Linked DNA regions of Homo sapiens: region 1 is linked to region 2. A link is an interaction called in ENCODE POLR2A ChIA-PET data of the cell type or tissue named here. Cell type or tissue: GM12878. All regions are shown on one strand. Each heading gives the region's core, and the rest is flanking DNA. Links, peaks and the distances in the headings are about the cores only.

Evidence for each region. ChIA-PET counts read pairs that join two places held together with the same protein. Peaks named below come from ENCODE experiments on the same cell type or tissue, not always from the same donor. Only the 100,000 strongest peaks of a DNase experiment are listed, where the experiment ranks them.
Region 1: POLR2A ChIA-PET joins it to region 2 with 10 read pairs; 4 of 35 experiments call an interaction of 5 or more read pairs at or near these places.

What each region holds. Positions count from the first base shown.
Region 1 is chr6:137,233,058-137,235,878 of GRCh38, forward strand. No RefSeq gene overlaps it. Among named protein-coding and RNA genes, the nearest start is that of IFNGR1, 15 kb to the left of the region's middle. In GM12878, for the core only: no CTCF peak of the experiment used is centred there; a DNase peak (open chromatin) is centred at 1,621; H3K4me3 peaks cover 869 bases; H3K27ac peaks cover 1,261 bases.
Region 2 is chr6:137,101,733-137,104,553 of GRCh38, forward strand. No RefSeq gene overlaps it. Among named protein-coding and RNA genes, the nearest start is that of IL20RA, 58 kb to the left of the region's middle. In GM12878, for the core only: no CTCF peak of the experiment used is centred there; DNase peaks (open chromatin) are centred at 939 and 1,529; H3K27ac peaks cover 2,365 bases.

The DNA of each region.
Region 1 (2,821 bases), core at 169-2,668, 130 kb after region 2:
TTTTGATGTTGTTTTTAATTCATTTGCATTTCAATTTATATCAGGGACTCCAAAGGTTGGGCCTTGGGAAAGGAAGCAGGAACTAGAGCACCATGGGCTACGGAGCAATTGTTTTATTGTTTTTCTGTTGCCATGTCCATGATTAAAGAAGCCACTGTACAGCTTCTGATTTTTACCCATGAATCAGTTTCTGCTACATGTAGAGAGTGACAGTTGTCACAGCCTGATTTTATTTTATTTTATTTTATTTATTTTGTGATCTCACTCTGTTGCCCAGGCTGGCGTGCAGTGGTGCAATCTTGGCTCACTTCAACCTCCACCTCCTGGCTTCAAGCGATCCTCCACCACTGCTTCCCTAGTAGCTGGAACTACAGGCATGCGCCACCACACCCAGCTAATTTTTCTATTTTTTGTAGAACTGGGGTTTCATCATATTGCCTGGGCTGGTCTCAAACCCTGAGATCAAGCCATCCGCCTGCCTTGCCCTCCCAAAGTGCTGGGATTACAGGCGTGAGCCACCGTGCTGGGCAAAAGGTTTGGAGACAGCCTGATTTTAAATCAAAGGCATTCAGCTTGGGAGCCCTGGTCTAGGAACTGTATCTAATTTTTCTGTTCATCTTTCACACTGCAGCTGATCTGAGCCTGTGGACTACCTATCAGTACTGACTCCTGATGTAATAATAGTAACAGGAACTCATCACTGTGTGCTGTACAATGTAGGGAGTACTTTTAAACAACCATTGTATTATTGGATTCCCACAAGTGTAAGCAGTAGGCAGCACACCAATGTTATTTATTATCATTTTGTAGATGTGGTCACAGAGAGGCAGACCAACTAACTGATCTTCCCAAAGTCCCAAGCCAGGTGACTCAGTTGGCCTGTCCTGCAGGCAGGATTCGGCCAGGTCTCTGAGTCTCCTTCTACTGGTGCACATTTCCTGTTAGTATTTTCCTCAGGGAAATCCCTTTGGCTCTGACTCCTGAAAAGAAAGCTTGTCTTCTAAAGTTGCCAAATAATCTGGTCTGCCTTCAATTGAAGGGACTTTGAATCGTGGGAAGAGGAAAGGGGAGAGCTGTGCTAAAAAGATGAGTCATTGCTTCAAGATTGAGGAAGCAAGGTTTTATATCTCGGGGACTTTTCAGGAGGAGGATCAGTGTTTCTTGATGGTGAAAACAAGGAAGTGGAGGAAGGGAAGAAAGCACACCCAAGTATTTATTTTCCCTTCTGTCTTTGAATGCACATTCTTCCTATTATATTTTCTATTTGCCACATCTCTTACTCATTTTAACAACTTTTTGTTAAGAATACCTATTGGTTAAAAATTATTTTTTATTTCTTAACATTGCAGTTTGCTTTCTATACTATGTCCTTAATTGACTACCTCTGTATAAGTAGCTGGTACACATGTATTTTTTTTCAGGAATCCTTTCTTACTTATATTCAGATGTGGCTTAATTGGACAAACCCCACTGAGGTTCATCACTTTTCTTTTCCTTTTCTGCTTGACTGTCCTCTTTCTCCTCCAGCCATCCATCCACCTGCGAGAAAGGGCTATAAAAGGCGTCCTTACTTCCTTAAGAGGAAGGAAATGGCAGTGAGTTTTTTCACCAGTAGAAACATGTAGATGAGTCATATTTATAGCCTTTTTTTTTTTTGTCACCCACGCTGGAGTGCAGTGGCGCACTCTCTGTAGCCTAATTCTTTAATGCATACACCTGTTTAGTAGGCATTTCATTGCCAACCTTTCAATGCTCTTATGGGTATTTAGTATGATCTGTGAGAATCTGGAGGACTGGTTAGTATATTAAGTCCTGAACTTTTTAAAAGAAACTTGGTTGCTTGTTCTGTTGGTATGAATTAAGTTCTCAACCAAGAAAATAGATTAATTAATTGGGCAATGTTAGTTGTGGGCATAGTTTTAGGAAGACTTCTAGGATCTTTAAAATATCCACTTCTGCCTCTTTCTGGGATGAGAACTATAATACTTTTTCTTAAAATCACTTTGAGCAAATTATAATATACATACAGAAAAGTGCACATACGTGAATATAATTATTCATTTTCAAAAACTGAGAATATCTAAGTAACCAGCAGCTCCCAGTCCTCTTTATACTCCCTGCTATTCTTTTCTCTTTAGCCTACAGGGAACCCTTGTCCTCACTTCTAATAGCAGAGCTTGGTTTTTCCTGTTTTGTACCTTATATAAGTGGAATCTTACTTTAGGTAGTCTGGTGTCTAGATTCTTTTGCTGAACATCAATTTTTTTAAAGTACGTTTTAATACTGTTTTCAATTTATTCTCATGTGCAAAGCCTTGGACGTACAGGGAAGTGTGAGAAAAAACCTGAAAACCAGTAAGCATAATCTCATCACCTATAGAGACCTACTATTATAATTTTTGGCTATTTTTTTGGAATACTTTTTATATGAAATGTTTAAAAATTTTACATAGCTAAGTATGCTGTGTATTTAACTTTGAATTCTGTCTTATTTTGGCTTAATATTATATTTTAGCATCTATTTTTAAAAAAATTATTATTACTGTTACTATTTTTAGTGACGGATCTGCCTCTGTCACCCAGACTGGAGTGCGGTGGTGCAATCATAGCTCACTGCAGCCTCGAACTCCTGTGCTCAACCAATCCTCTGCCTCAGCCTCCCAAGTACCTGGGACTACAGACATGTACCCCCATGCCCAGTTGAATTTTAAAACTCTTTTTAGAGATGAAGTCTCCCTATTTTGTGCAGCCTGGTCTTGAACTCCTGGGCTCAAATGATCCTCTTGCCTCAGCCTCCTGAGTAGTTGGGATTACAGACCATG
Region 2 (2,821 bases), core at 305-2,804:
GTGGGCTGGGATCACGACCTCATTCATTGCCCTGAGCTCCTGTACCATATGGTATTCCCCCAAAGGCTTCAAAATGGTCAAAATGAGGGTATTACAGGGAGAATTACAGGATTTCAGAAGTCCACGGGCAAGCAACCCCTTAACTACAGACACTATGCCCTTTCTTGCTTCCAGCTTAATTGGGTATTGTTTTCTGTTGGGAAAATGACTGGGGTCTTTGAGCTGTATTTTGATGGGCACTGCCATTCTAGCCCTTCCAGCCCTCCCAGTACACCATGCTCGTGGGTTGACCTGTTTGTGTACAAATGCGACTGTCAAGGATGCCATAAAACTCATAGACAAGCTTAGGCTGCTGTCATATTAGAACTCATCATATAAATGAATTTAAGGCCAAAACACTCAATGAATGTTACATTTATGACCTTCTGAAGTTGCCCTTTGACCCAGCATCACCTTGGCCATTTGTATCCCCTTGAGCCTCCTTCCCTCCCCATCTAATGGACAGTGGAGTAGCAAAGGCTCATGTCCAGTGGTTGAGATGATTTTTGCAGTGCTATGCGTGCCATGGGCAAGGGTCAGGGCAAAACTTTGACCCTGTTGATCCCTTCTCACCCCCTCCTTCAGCTTTACTCATTTCTCCTGGGCCTGTGTGCCATGTTTGAATGCCCTCAATTTCTCACCATGTCCTGCTCAAAGACCGTATTCACTGATGGTGCGCTGGCTTTTGGTATTATAAAGATTCCCAAATTCCTCTGATCATAAGAATCACCTGGGCTGCTCATCTTGTAATTCTGAGTCAGAAAGTTTGGGGTGGGGCCTGCTGATCTGTGCATTTAACCAAGACTCTGGGTGAGTCTCATGATCACATGAGTCTGAGACACATGGATTTAATGACTATGAAAGTTGAAAGATGCCCCTGAGATCATTTAAACCAGTGGTTCTCAAAGTGCAGCTCCCAACCAGAGCATCAGTGTCACCTGGGATTTGTTAGAAATGCAAATTACTGACTCTATGAAAAAGGAACTCTGGAGGTGGGGCCCAGTTCCCTGTGTTTTCACAAGCCTTCCAGACAATTATTGCATAGGCTAAAACTCCAGACTTGCTGATGTAGACCATCTCTCTCCTGTTATCCTCTATTTTACAGATAAGGAATGTTGGCACTCTGTCTATCACTTTGGGACCTTGGGTGTTGAAGTTGGGGAGGGGGACAAGTGCTACAATCCCTAGGTGATTGTGAACAGGGTGAGAAGAGAGATGGTAGAGGGCTCCTGAGAATGGGCCATCAGTGGTGTGATCCTCAGCTTCCAATCCCTATTCTCTGAGCCTGAGGTCTTATCTGTAGACAAGGACTCATGTTTGCTGAGGGTGCTGCTAAAAGACACCAGGTGTCTGAAGGGCCAAACCTTTGTGGTAAACCAGAGCTTAGATGTTTATAGTAACTCTCCACTAAGAAATCCCCTGAGAACCCAGCCACCAAGAAGCCCCAGTTCCTCTAAAGAAAGACATGTCTCACTCTCAGAGAAGTTTCAGCTCTGCTTTTGGTGGTTAGTGCCTGCCCATTCTCAGGATGGTTCATGAAAGAGTCTTCTACTTAGTGCTGTGGAATAACCATCTGAAATTGTAAGCTGTGGGTAGATAGTACTGTGGTGTAATCACACATCTTCCTGTCACACTGGTGGGAAGGATCAAGGGTTCAGCATAGTTCAGCCATCCCTGTTATTCTCAAAACCAGTGTTCCCAAACTTCAGTCATTTGGCTATAATTTTCACAATGTTTCTAAATTCAAGTACAATATGTATTGTCGTTTTATCTAATATTTTTCACTTGCTCAACTTAAAAAAACTAAGAATATTTTCAAATTTTCAAAATAATTATGAAGATAGTACAGAGAGTTCTCATATATATACCCCACGCCTGGTTTCCCCTATTGTTAAAATCTTATATTAGTATAGTACATTTGTCATAAATAATGAACTAAATTAATTGATACATTATTGTTAACTAAAGTCCATGCTTTATTTAGTTTTTACTTAATGTCCTTTTTTTTCTTTTCTGTACCTGGATCCCATTTAGGGTACCACATTAAATTTATTCATCACATTGTATTTGGGTCCTATTCCAGACCTAACAAAAAGTGGACTGATGCAAAAGAATGACACTCTGGTTAAAGCTATTGCTGTGAGTATTAAAGCCCTTTGTCTCTGATCCAAGAGTCTCATGTCTTCTGCCAGCATCTAAGAAACACTGACAAGTCAATTAGTTAGTTTCCAGGTAGGGTAAAGGCTTAGATATCTTACAGTTCTTGAACTTTTTTGTTGCACAATTGAAGTATTCAAAAAGGGTAAAAAAAATCAAGTTTTTAAATATTTAAACTAATTCAATTAAAGTATAAAAGGCCACTTAAAAGTGATGGTTAAAAGTTGCCAGATTCATAAACAAAGTAATAAGGTTTATGAGTTGGACTTAAAAATTCAAGGAATAATGAGGAATTTAAATTTGTAATTTTAATAAATAAAGTATTAATTTAAGAAAATCACAGTATCCCCTTAGTAATTTTTCCTGTCTATAAAAGCCCCTATCAAGGATGCCACAAAACTCATCTAGATAAGCTTGGGTTGTCATATTGGAACTCATCATATAAATAAATTTACCCAAAATTGTTTATGACCATGAATGACAAAGCTTTACTGTGCTCAAGCACATTTGCATTTTAGAATAAGATAAACAGCTTTGTTCAAAGAATGAAAGTCTAATGGTGAAATTTTGCCGCCATTGCAGGGCTAGTGCCCCTCATGTCACATTATGAGGTTAGCTTCTTTTA